Linked DNA regions of Mus musculus: region 2 is linked to region 1. The links are chromatin loops, found by intact Hi-C in ENCODE. Cell type or tissue: heart. All regions are shown on one strand. Links, peaks and the distances in the headings refer to the core of each region. The heading gives the core; the rest is flanking DNA.

What was found. Peaks named below come from ENCODE experiments on the same cell type or tissue, not always from the same donor. Only the 100,000 strongest peaks of a DNase experiment are listed, where the experiment ranks them.
Region 2: a loop joins it to region 1, with 1.8 times the contacts of the local background. A loop is called at or near these places in 1 of 42 quality-filtered maps.

The regions. Positions count from the first base shown.
Region 1 is chr7:145,219,594-145,225,579 of GRCm38, reverse strand. It overlaps a transcript of Tpcn2 not described here. Among named protein-coding and RNA genes, the nearest start is that of Smim38, 14 kb to the right of the region's middle. In heart, for the core only: CTCF peaks have their summits at 3,006 (motif pointing left) and 4,634 (motif pointing left); DNase peaks (open chromatin) are centred at 3,159 and 4,009; H3K27ac peaks cover 3,480 bases.
Region 2 is chr7:145,136,493-145,142,478 of GRCm38, reverse strand. No RefSeq gene overlaps it. Among named protein-coding and RNA genes, the nearest start is that of Gm45181, 27 kb to the left of the region's middle. In heart, for the core only: CTCF peaks have their summits at 3,202 and 4,446 (motif pointing left); a DNase peak (open chromatin) is centred at 3,207.

The sequences.
Region 1 (5,986 bases), core at 496-5,495:
CAGACCTTTCCCAGTAGCTGTTGTAAGAGAGCCCCATGGTTGATGTCTTTGATAGATATGCACATATTGTTCCACATGCCTGAGACTGGAGGATAAGGACAGAAGTCCCAGCCCAGCTCCTCCCGTGCTCTCCTTGGCTCACAGATAGCAACTCTTCCTGCACTCACCTCTGTGCATTTGTATTTTTATGAAAGATACATCCGATCAAACTAAGGATCTACTCTAACCTTTATTTCTGAGGCAGGGTCTCACTGTATAGCCCAGGCTGGCCTCAAACTCATGACCACCCCTCTCACCTCTGCCTCCTAAGCACTGGGATGACATTCACTACCCTTGGCTCAAAAATTAAATTTAATTCTCACCACATGCCATCATTTTCGGGGGCACTAGGGATGGGGGGGGGCGGTCAGGACTTAAGCGTAAGCATTTTGAAGGATACCACCAGCTGGGGACACGTCCCTGGGAAGAAGGTAGGTAAGGCAGAAAGATAGACTCGGTGTGTTAAACACTGGTGGAGGTCTTCCGGATCATGGCCTTGGCTAGCTGAGCTGAGCTGTTGAGACCTCCTGGGGAATGGGTCCCACAGTGGGGACTTGGCAGCCTGAAGGGAACAGCAGGGACGGGGGTCTCAGACTACATGTCCTTTTTATTCTTCCCTGACTCACTGGTCTCTTCAACAGAAGTAGACAAGTGCTCACTCACAGGCCAGCAGTACACGGTGGCCTGGCTGGGCCTTTAGAGGCAAGCATTCTTCCTGCCCTTCAAGCACATGTGGACTCTGGATGATGGACAGATGGCTTGTTGTTCTTTGCCTCAGCATCCACATCTGTCAAATGAGAGACACTGAGGGAGCTCTTAGGGCTGCGGCTGAGGCTCGCCCTAAGGGGGCTGACCCTGTGTGGCTATGCTTGGGCATCTCTGTCTCCGTTACTTACACTCATCTCTGGATCCTTGGAATACTCTGGGCAGGCAGAAGTCCTGTTATTTCAGTTACCGAGCTGTTGGGAAACTGTGGCCTGGACAGATGAGGCCACAGGCTCAAGGTTGTGGGGCCAACCCTGGGTCAGTCAGGCACAGGTGAATACCTGGTTCCCGCTAAGGAGCCGATGGATACCCCTCATGTGTCCGTTTTTGCCCTCTGCCCATTTTGGGTCCAGTTAGCTTCCCAAGGAGTGGCCAACCCACCCATGGAGCAGTGACCCCCCCCCCCCCAAAGCGAGAGATCCATCCTTCCTCCTCATGCAGCCAACAGGTCCTCCTCCATTGGAGGGGACCAAGATGCACAGGACACTTGGTAGCATCCACAGAGTGATACACAATGTGGACCAGAGGCTGCAAGGTTAAAGGCAGATGAGGCAGAAGGCTTCTTAGAGGAAGCACTTTGAGAGATCAGAGGTTCATTGTTCTGATGAGGGAACAGCAGGAGTGACCCTGGGGAGAGCAAGACCACCTGTCTGCTCTCTCAGAGCCCCACAGAGGTCAACATATCCTCTGTTCACCCACCGCAGAGTGGCACACTTGGTGGGTGGAAGTGGTTGTGTGGTCCAGGCTCTGGATGCCCAAGCTCTTCACTGAAGTTTGTGCCATGGTTGTTCTCAGAGGCCCATTTAGTAAAGGCTCCATCTTCAGAGAGGTGCTACAAGGATGGGTGGAGCCTCTGAGAGGCAGCATCTAGGGCAGGCTTCAAGATGTGCCCTTGAAGGGTACTGTGCAGGCTTCTTGTTTTTTTCTTTAGGTGGATAAGGTGCTCTCTTCCTTCCTTCCTTCCTTCCTTCCTTCCTTCCTTCCTTCCTTCCTTCCTTCCTTCCTTCCTTCCTTCCTCCCTCCCTCCCTCCCTCCCTCCCTCCCTTGCTTGCCTCCCTCCCTCCCTCCCTCCCTCCCTCCCTCCCTCCCTCCCTTCCTTCCTTGCCTCCCTCCTTCCCTCCCTCCCTCCCTTCCTTGCCTGCCTCCCTTCCTTCCTTGCCTCCCTCCCTCCCTCCACCTCTTTCTTTCTGGATCTGGGGCTGGCCTGGAATTTGCTTTGTAGGCCAGGCTAGTCACAGTCTGATGCCTTCCTGTCTCTGCTTTCTAAGCGCTAATATGACAGGTGTGCACACTGTTCCTGGCTTATTTAATTTAATTTAGTTTTGGGAGCTAGGGCTTTACTATGCAAACCAAGCCCACTTAGAATTCATGATGATCCCCCTGCCTCTGCTTCCTCAGTGCTTGGAATAGGTGTGTGGTGCTAGGGATGGAACTCAAGTCCTTGTGCATGCTGGGAAAAATCCCTCTATCAACTGAGCCAGCTCTCATGGAGATCATTAAATAATAACAGTCCTTGATGCCTCCCCATCCCCATCTACAGACGAGGAGACTGAGGCTTAGAGAGGTGAAGGGCTTACCCAGTGAGTCCTGTTGGGGCTCAGACCCCTGCTTTGTGGGTGTAGAGAGGTAGCCCTGTGTCCTCTGCCTAGCATCCCCCAGTAGAAGAACATCTTTAGCCCTCTCCTTCTCTCCACAGTTCAGTGGGTTAGGCCAAGGCCCTGCAACTAGATCCCATGGTCATTCTGTGGGGCCTGAGGTGTATCACCTGGCTCCCATATGTGCCTGAGGTTGCTGGCTAGTTCAGCAGGGGTGAAGGTTGGAGAATGAGCTCTCAGGGCTAGCTGACCTCTACATGCTGCATACATGTCCACACTGTAGCCCGGCTTCTGTCCCATGAATCAATGTATAGGAACTCCTGCCAGGGCCCAGCACACAGTAGGAGTTTTGGGTATCATTTCGCATACTGGAGACAGGAGGTGTCCTGAGAAATAGAACCCAGCACCCGGTCTTCCTGGGTTGCTGGAGCCCCATTTAATTCTGCAAAGGTCAGTTTACTCAAGGGGTGGCAGTGCCTGGGGTGGTGCTTGGCTCTGAGAGCACTGTGTGAGGAGTCCAGAGAGAGCACTGGGCAAGGAGTTGGAAGCCTCATCTGCAAGTCCCCAGCTAACCTAGGCCACACTGCCCTCTCCTGGCCCATGTGCTCCTCACCCCTGATGTGGCCCAGGTAGACTGCTGGCCATGGGACAGGACCCAGACACTGCCTGCTGTTTACCAGGATTCTGCTTGGAGGGTTCCACCTCCTGCCTGCAGCCCTGCTGCGGGCCTCCTCCCCACTGTGTCTGACTCACAACTTTGCTATGTATGCAGAGAACATTCCTGAGCCCCCGCCCTGCAGCAGGGCTCTCTGTGGGGGCAGACTGCAGGGCTGTTCACTGTCCCTGGAGAAAGACTTTTGCTTCCCTAGAAGTGTCCCTCATTCTGCCCTTGGGCCTCTTGGTGGTGGCCACAGCCTGTTCCTGTCTGGGACCTCAGCAAGTGTGTGAGTGTGTGTGTGTGTGTGTGTGTGTGTGTGTGTGTGTGTGTGTGTGTCTGGGGATTTCCTAGGACTAATCACTAGTCATCTTACCACAGAGGATAATGAGTCAGAGCAAGCCAGTACACCTGGGTCATCTATGTTCATAGACCTTAGACAAGTGGGGTTGGCTTTGTGTAAGTGACAGGGGACATGTGGTTGCAGCAATAGCAGCTGCAGGGCCCATGCACCAGTGACAATCATCTACCCAGTAATGTCCACACAGCCTGGCCTTCATAGAAGCTCCTCTTGGTAGATGAAGTTCAGCTGTGTGGCAGAGCCAAGTTCTGTACTACAGGGACCACTGGGTCTTCCCTGTCTGTCAGCAAGGAACCCTCAAGGTTCCCTAAAATCCTCAAGGCCACCCCCAATCAATCCTCTATACTCAGCCCAGGTCTCTGTTTGTGATATTCTGCTGTCCTTCCCTCAGCTGTGGGAGTGTCTGGTACCCAGGCCCTCTGAGTGCACAGGGCTAAGTACTCACCCGCTGTCAGTGACAGACACTGCTTGATGCCTGGGATGCTTAGGATCCTCTGCCGGGACCTGGAGCCTACCCCTGCCCCCACTTCCTTGCAGGAAGGCTCAACAGCCCTGCTGCCTTTGCCTTGCCTTTTCCTCCAGGATTCTGGTCCTGGCCTCACCCCTCTTTCCTGGAAGAAGAGACTCATTGTTTTTGGATTTGCCATGGATCCTAGGAGCCAAGATACATCTGGAAACATCAGGGAGGAACACAGAGTACTGGAGTGAAGGGTATCCTCTGTGGGGCCTTATCTTATGCAGAGGAAGGGAGGTGTTGATGCTGTTGTATTGGGGCAGGTTATCTCATCTCTCTGGTCAGGGTTGGGGGGGTGGTCCATGCCATCTACAGTTTTTGGGGGGGGTCAGTCAGCACATCTGGCAGACACTGAACCTGGGTCAGTGCCCTGTGAGAGCCTTGCTGTGACTCAATGTGATCATCTTAGTGTGGTGACTCTTGCAGGAATTCTGGGAAGGGACAAACCAGTGTAGGTAACAGAAGGCACTGGACTGGCTCTAGCAGCCTAGGCCTTTAGGTTGCCTGCACCCTCCAAGAGGGCCTTCATTGCTCTTGAGCAGATCTATCCCATAGAAACATCATATAGACACCGGGGGCTGAAGAGTGGCTCAGCGGTGGTTAAGAGACTGTATTGCACGGCCACTCTTGCACAGGACCAGAGTTCAGTTCCCTGCATATCTGGTGGCTCACAGCGGAACTCCAACTCCAGTAGATCTACTGCCCTCTTCTGGCCTCTGCAAACACCTGCACTCATGTGCACAACTTCACACAGACACATGTAGATAATTTAAAGGAAAAAAAAAGTCAAGTGTTGGAGGCCCAAGCCTTTAATCCCAGCATCCATTGGGTAGAGTCACATAGATCTCTGTGAGTTAGAGGCCAGCCTGATCTGCATAAGGAGATGTCAGCCCAGGGATACATAGAGACCCTGCCTGTCTCAAAACAAAACTAATTAACAACCAACTAACTAATTAAAAAGAAATCTTAAAGGTAAACTACTTAAGAGGATGCTGAAGTTTTGAGTTGGCCCCTTAAAGAGGCCAGAGGAAGGAGGTAAAGTGGACATTAACTATGTCTGCATGTGACTGACACTCAGACCCTGAATTGTGCATTCCAATTCATCACCATCAGATTGTCATAAAAAGACTCTGCCTGTTGAACTCTGCATATTGATCATGGTGCTGAAGTTGTATTTAACAGCTTCAGGACAGGCAGTTGTGGCACACTCCTTTAATTCTAGCACTTGGGAGGCAGAGGCAGGGGAATCTCTGGGTTCAAGGCCAACCTGGTCTACAGAGTGAGTTCCAAGACAGCCAGGGCTACACAGAGAAACCCTGTCTTGAAAAACAACCAAACCAACCAAACCAAACCAAACCAAACCAAACCAAACCAAACCAAACCAAACCAAACCAAACCAAACCAAACAAACAAAACCCAACAAACTTGGGTCTTCTAGAATTGCAATCTGTACCCTTAACCAATGAATTCACTCTCTAGCCATCATCACCACCACCATCATCATTTGTATGTAGCTCAGGCTAGCCTCGAACCTGACATGAGCTGAGGATGACCTTGAACTTCAGATCCTCCTGCCTCCACTCAACCCAGTACTGGAATCCCAGGCATGGGTCACCACACCTGTTTTGGGGGGACATGGGGGATCAGACTGTGCGTGTCCTAACCACTATACCTATTGGGCCACTCCTCCAGCTCTGCATCTGGTCTTGAAGTGACTTCTTTGCTGTGAGGCTGAGGGAGGTAACAAGGGGTGCGTGGGAGAACCACACTGAACTGCCCTTTGTGAGGCCCTGGAGAGGAGCAGGGGAGGAGACACAGAGAGGTCTGTGTAGTTTCTTAGAGGCGAAGCAGGAAGCCTGCCCTGGTCATTGGGATGTTGGGACGAGCTCACTCTGGGTCTTAGCCTGTGGGCCTGGCATTTGCTGGGTGCCAGCTGCCTGTGGTCCTGGGGTTGGCACAACAAGTCTGGCCGCCAGCAGCAAGGTGGGTGGGGCGTGCTGAGGGGCAGCATCCATCGCTCCAACAGTCCTGTGGTCCTGCCAAGTGGTGGTGGAACC
Region 2 (5,986 bases), core at 517-5,516, 83 kb after region 1:
TGGAAGTGGGCGAGGCTGGTTGTGATGCCAGAGGGTGACAGAGGACTGAATGATGAATGTAACCCTAACCCTGAGTGAGTCCTGGATGAGCATTAAACGCGGAGTTGTACCTCCACCTCAGAGCTGACTTCACTGCCCGCCTGCCCACAAAGCCAGTATGGAGTTGTCGCAGGCCTTGGCAGGAAAGGGCAGCACCTAAGAGGTGCTTCAGTGGTCAGGAGAGGCAAGAACCTCTTTGATGGCTCTGAGTCTGCAGAGGGACCAGCTTCCTGCCACCTATGTCCCCACCACCATCCCTTTATCTTTCCAGGCTGCACCGTCCCAGGGGAGCCCACCAGGGAAATCTGAGCTGCAGGCAGGAGCTGTGGGCTGTGTGTCCGCCTGGACCATCGCCTGGGGATGGGAGTGAGTCCCAGGTGTGACCATTGTTCCTGAGCACAGGTGAGGATAATGTGACCTGACAGCCTGAGGAAGGGCCCCTGGAGGATTCATGGGCACTGGAGAAACCAACATTCTGTGGACATCCCTATGGCCCCAGCCTCTTCACTTGCTTCTAGAGTCAGTGGTTTGGATACACCTGGGCTCTGGGGCAGCCCATTCTCTGAGTGCCTTGGCAAAGATCTCCACTGGGAAGGACAGAGTATGTATTGTCGGGGATGCAAGCCCAACCTTGGTGTCCCATTGCCATCCATGACCACAAGAATTCCTTTTGCACACTACTTGACAGCAGGAGGACCCCCCCCCCCTGCCCAGCCCTCAACCAAGCCTGCACCCATGGGGACAGCTTCCTCCATTCCTCATTTCCCTCCTGTCACTTCCTTGGGGCTGGAGGAAGGCAGAGCCCTAGCCAAACATACCTCACCCACCATTTTTTTTCCAAAACCTAATTATGATGGGCACAGACCCAGGCCCAGGCCTGCCAAGATACTCCCCGTGTGAATACCTGCACAGGGCCCTCCTGTGGGAACCAGGAATCACCAGAGCCTGGCATCTGTCCCCAGCCTGTCTTGTGACATTAGGCAGATCAAAGCCCCATTGTAAAAAGTCATGCTCACTCTGTTTGTCTGCTTAAAGCCTGTGTCCCAGGCGGGTCCTTCCCTAGGACAGACTTGGGGAGAGGGATCTGACCGCCAACACAGGACTCTAGCCCCAGCCAAAAAGTAAAATCGTCTTTCCTGGGTCTGAGGCTGAGCACACCCTGAGAAAAAATGAGTTCACATGGGGCAGTGTGCCCCCTCCAGCATCTACCCAGGAACAAGTTTCTACCCAGTTCTACTAAACTACTAAGAGGGAGCTTAACCTCCCAGAACCATGGAGGTGGAGTGGGGGAGGGGGGAACAAGGCAGCTGAGGAAATGGAGGGGGTCACTCCACACCACAGCACCCACAAGGCAAGAAAGGGAGGATATATCAGATACACCCAAGGGGGATAATAATGTCTGTGTCATTTGATGGGGAGATTCAGATGGCTTAAGTTCCTGGGTGACAGTGAGCTAGAGGGGTCCTAACCATCTTATACTCTACACATCCATTGGTATTGGCTACCTCAAGCACAGTGCCAAGGTGGATTAGTAATGTCTGCCTGGGTGCTTGTCTCACGGTGGGTGATGATGTCATCTCTGGTGTATTAGTCAGACGAGCTAGGATTTGTAGTCTTACTTAGTAAGCCTCTCACAGCTCAATAGCTTAATGCTGTGAGGGGTTGTTTTCCTCTCACCTGAAGACTGCAGTGAAAGGATGTGTCTGGTGGCCCAGGGTTCCATGCTGTCTGTATCCCATACTGCTGCTGGAGAGGTCATTGGAACTTCTCATGGTTGCTATGATCAGAACTGTTCTTCCCCCCAACCCCTCAATTCACACGCTGAGGTTCTGGTCTTCAGTTCCCTACACTGTCACTATGTTTGGAAAGAACCATTGATGAAGTTAGGTAAAAGTTAGGTCTTTGTGTCAGGCCAGAGAAATTAGTCTTTATAAGAACAGGACCTGGGTGCGTTCAGAAGACAACCATAAGAGGGCACAGAGAGAAAGTGCTCTAGACAAGTGATGAATACCTACCTCAGGAGGCTCCATCCCTGCAGCACCCTGGTGAGACTCACGACTTCTGTTAAGCCTCCTGGCTATATCAACTACATATGTCTATAGTGTCCTGGTTTTGAACTTGGGCTCTTGTCTTGGTAGTGCTATTTCAAGAGGTTCTAAAATTTTGGAAGATGGGATCTACCTAGAGGAAGTAGATCACAGGAGTTGGGTCCTTGGGAGATCTGATTCATGGCCCTTTCTTGTCTCTCACTGTGTTTTCTGTCCACCATGATGCAAACTGCCTCCCCATCACTTGTTTTTACTACCATAATGTTCTGTCCAAGTACACAGACTAAGCAGTCATGCATAGAATAGAGCCCCCTGAAACCATGAGCCAAAACATATTGTTCCCATCCCCTGCAAGCTGTGCTCTCGGACAATTTGGTCAAAGCTACCCAAAATAACCAGTGTAAAGAACTGATGCTGAGAAGTAATGCAGATGCTGTAACCAAACCTGGCCATGTTGTGTATCAGCCTTTGCAACCAATTTGCTAAATCAATCTAAAAGAGGTTAGAGCTGCTGATTAGAGGAAGCCCAGAGTACTGCAACGATCTTGCGAAAGCTCAGAAGATCAGATGCTGACAGGAATGGAGAGAGCTGAGACTCATGAGGTTTCAGATGGGAACAGGAGTCCCTGGGATTGGACAAGTGGCCCTTCACATAATGTGGAGGAATTATTCCTCACTGAAACGTGACATTTTGAGTGAGGTTGAATTTTAAACACTAGCTCAGAGGAAGGACTTTTTAAGGCAGTGTGGTGTGTGGCTGTGGCATGGACATTGCATACTGTGTTTAGCCAGCTTTACACTGAAGAGAGAGAGAGAGAGAGAGAGAGAGAGAGAGAGAGAGAGAGAGAGAGAGAGAGAGAGAGAGAGAGCAAAGAGAGCGCAATGAGAGTTGGAAAGAAGGGCAGGTTTAAAAACTGTAGAGTTTGGCCAGAAAATGAGAGCATTCAAAGTTTTATACAAGTAGGGTGTGGTTGTTAAAGAGATTAGCATCTTTAAAAAGAAGTCAAGTACTTTGAATCAGGACAATAGCAAAGATGTCTTAAGGGCGTCTCAGGAATTAGCTGGACCCCACCCATCCCAGGCTTTTCCTTGAGAAGAGTGCACCCAGGAGGCACCTTGCTCACACACAGCTGCCTGGAAAGTTGTTTGCCCATGATTCATTTCACTGTGCTCAGAGACACAGGCACTAGGAGGCTGCTGCACTTGTGGTCTACAGAGGTCTGGCTGCTACTATACTGGTGGTGACCTTGACATTGTTCTCATCACACTGGTTTTGCAGAAAGCAAGGGTGAAGGGAGAATGGGGGGTTGTACCCAAGTTTCAAAGGAAGACTTGGGAGTGGCGGGGCCAGAATCCCTGCGAGCAGGTCCCTTCTCCCTGAAAGAGTGTATATGGAGCTATATGATGGAGCCTAAGCTATGACAGAGACCCCAGGAATACAGAACATCTGGCCCGCAAGGGAAACAGCAGTCAGTAGGTAGAGCTGGTCCAAGAGTGAGGCTGCAGGGTTCGTAAATAGCAAGATGGTAGCAGTGAGCTTCCAGACCCACTGGAGTTTACTAAGGCATCGTATTCCCAGAGAGGCCTACCTCTCCCACTCATTGTCTGCTGTGGTGATCCTGTGAGAGCCAAAGTTATGTTCTAATTTTTAACTACTGTGCTTAAGAGATCCATGGAACAAAAATGCCTCTAACTTGTAAGCCCCACTCCCCTACCCAAGGACAGATATCTCCTGAAATGCTGGAGGCTAATGTTTATGGAATATAACACGCCATGTGTTTCCATCCCCCGCCCCCAAATTTGTTTGACCCAACTGCACTGGATATACTTGATCACATGTAGGCTGGAGATACATAGGCAGGAAAGATGCCAGGATGTATGCCTTCCCCTGATTGGACTTGAAAAATACTGTGACTTTATGGGGTCACCATTTTCTGGGAACCCAGGAATGACCTGGCCAGAGTCCTGGCTAATATTTAATTAAAGCTTGCTTCAAATTTGGCTCATAATTACAGTAGTGGTCTTATTCTTGACTGGTGGGATTAGCAATCCTCCTTTACCTTGCCCTTTAGAATAGAAATGTCTATCACTGTATATTGGTTGTAGGTTAACTTGCTTTTTAAATTTTTTACTGGGGTTCACAGCTGAGAGCTGCCTTCAGTCTTAGAGATTTAGAACTTGTTGGGACATTTTGTTTGTTTGTTAACAATGTTGTGGGCTAGAGAGATGACTCAGCCATCAAGAGTGCTTACTGCTCTGACATGAGGACCTTTGGTTGGACCACAGCACCAGAATGATCATAAATGCAGGTAACACCAGCTCTGGGGTCTGACTCCCTCTTGTGGCCTCTGTGGGTACCTGCACACACACAAGCATATACACTCACACACATACACAAAAACAAAAGAAATATTTTTTCTTAAATAGAAAGTTCTAGCTAATATAAATAAATGGGAGGGATTGGTCTTGAATACTGTTGGAAATGTTAAGACTATGAGATGTTAATCCTGAGATTTTCTCGAAGAAAACCAATTCTACCATTTGGGGCCAAATTTCTTCTCTTGTTTGTTTGTTTGTTTTTGTTTTGTTTGATTTTTGTTTTTCAAGACAGGGTTTTTCTGTATAGCCCGACTGTTCTGGAACTCACTCTATAGACCAGCAATCTGCCTGCCTCTTTGGGCCAAATTTGAAGCAAACTTTATTACATATTAAATCCTGACCAACAGATGGACTTTGCTCAGGACTACTCCCTGGAATTTCCCAGTAGAGAATAGCCCCGAACCATGTGTTACAGGGGTTTATAAGGACAAACCTATAGGCCACTGTTCTTTCCAACGAGGCTTTGTTATTTTTTTCAAGAACTACAACTCCCAGTATTCCAGAAAGTTACCTGGTCCCTGAGCCGGTGGAGCTTAGAGGTTAATTTTGGGTCATTATAGGGGCTCTTGGGGCTACACTTATTTTGTAAAACGGCCATGGATGAGGAGCAAGGGGCAGAATGTTACAGTTTGAATATGAAATGCGCTTCATGAGTTCATGTGCTGCGGGCTTAGTGCCGGTTGAGGTTGTGCAAACTTTAGAGGGTGGGACATCCGGTGAAGTCAACCCCTGGGGAGGAGTCTGTGGGAGCTCATGCTCCTGGCAACTTGCTGTCTGTTGCTTTGCTTCCTGTAAACCATCCCACGAACAGCGCTCTCCCTGCATGCTTTTGCTGCTCCGATGTTCTGTTCAAGTGCACAGGACCAAGCCACCAGGAACTGAACCCTCTAAGATTATGTCCCCAGACAGGCCCTTCCTCTCTTCCTGGTTCCTGCTGGATATTTGGTCAGAGTGCTGAGGAATGAGGACTCCATGCAAAGGTCAAAGGTGAAAAGTCAAAGGTGAACGCTGGGGACATTGGGGAGTAGGCAGGTGGTGGGAACACAAGTGTCCTTGCACCTACTTGTATAGGCACCTGTTGAATGCCTATATAGGACACTGACTGGAGGATTGGGGACAAAGCCATCTTAGGTCCAGGTTATGGCAAGTTCAAAGGCAGTACCTGGTGTGATTTGCAGGACTTTTGTCAAGTCTGACTGCAGTATCACAAAAATCCCTTGGGTCTGTCTTTTTCACCTGCAAAGGGACCATGGACCTCAGGAAAGGAAACGGAGCTCAGTCAAGTGTTCAGCACCAGCTATGGAGCAAGTCAGTCTTGCAGCCTCTGACCCTCTTTGCTGCCTGGGGAGGGTTACCAGCCTGGCGCTCACCAGTGAGAGCAGATACTCCGATACCTCTGAGGTGGCCCAACCTGCAACTCTTCCCTCTTCCTGGAAAGCCTGTCCTCTCCTTGGGAAGGCCCTCATTTTCTTCATCAAGACAGGAAGATAGCAGGGCCACCATCATCCAGACTGACGCGT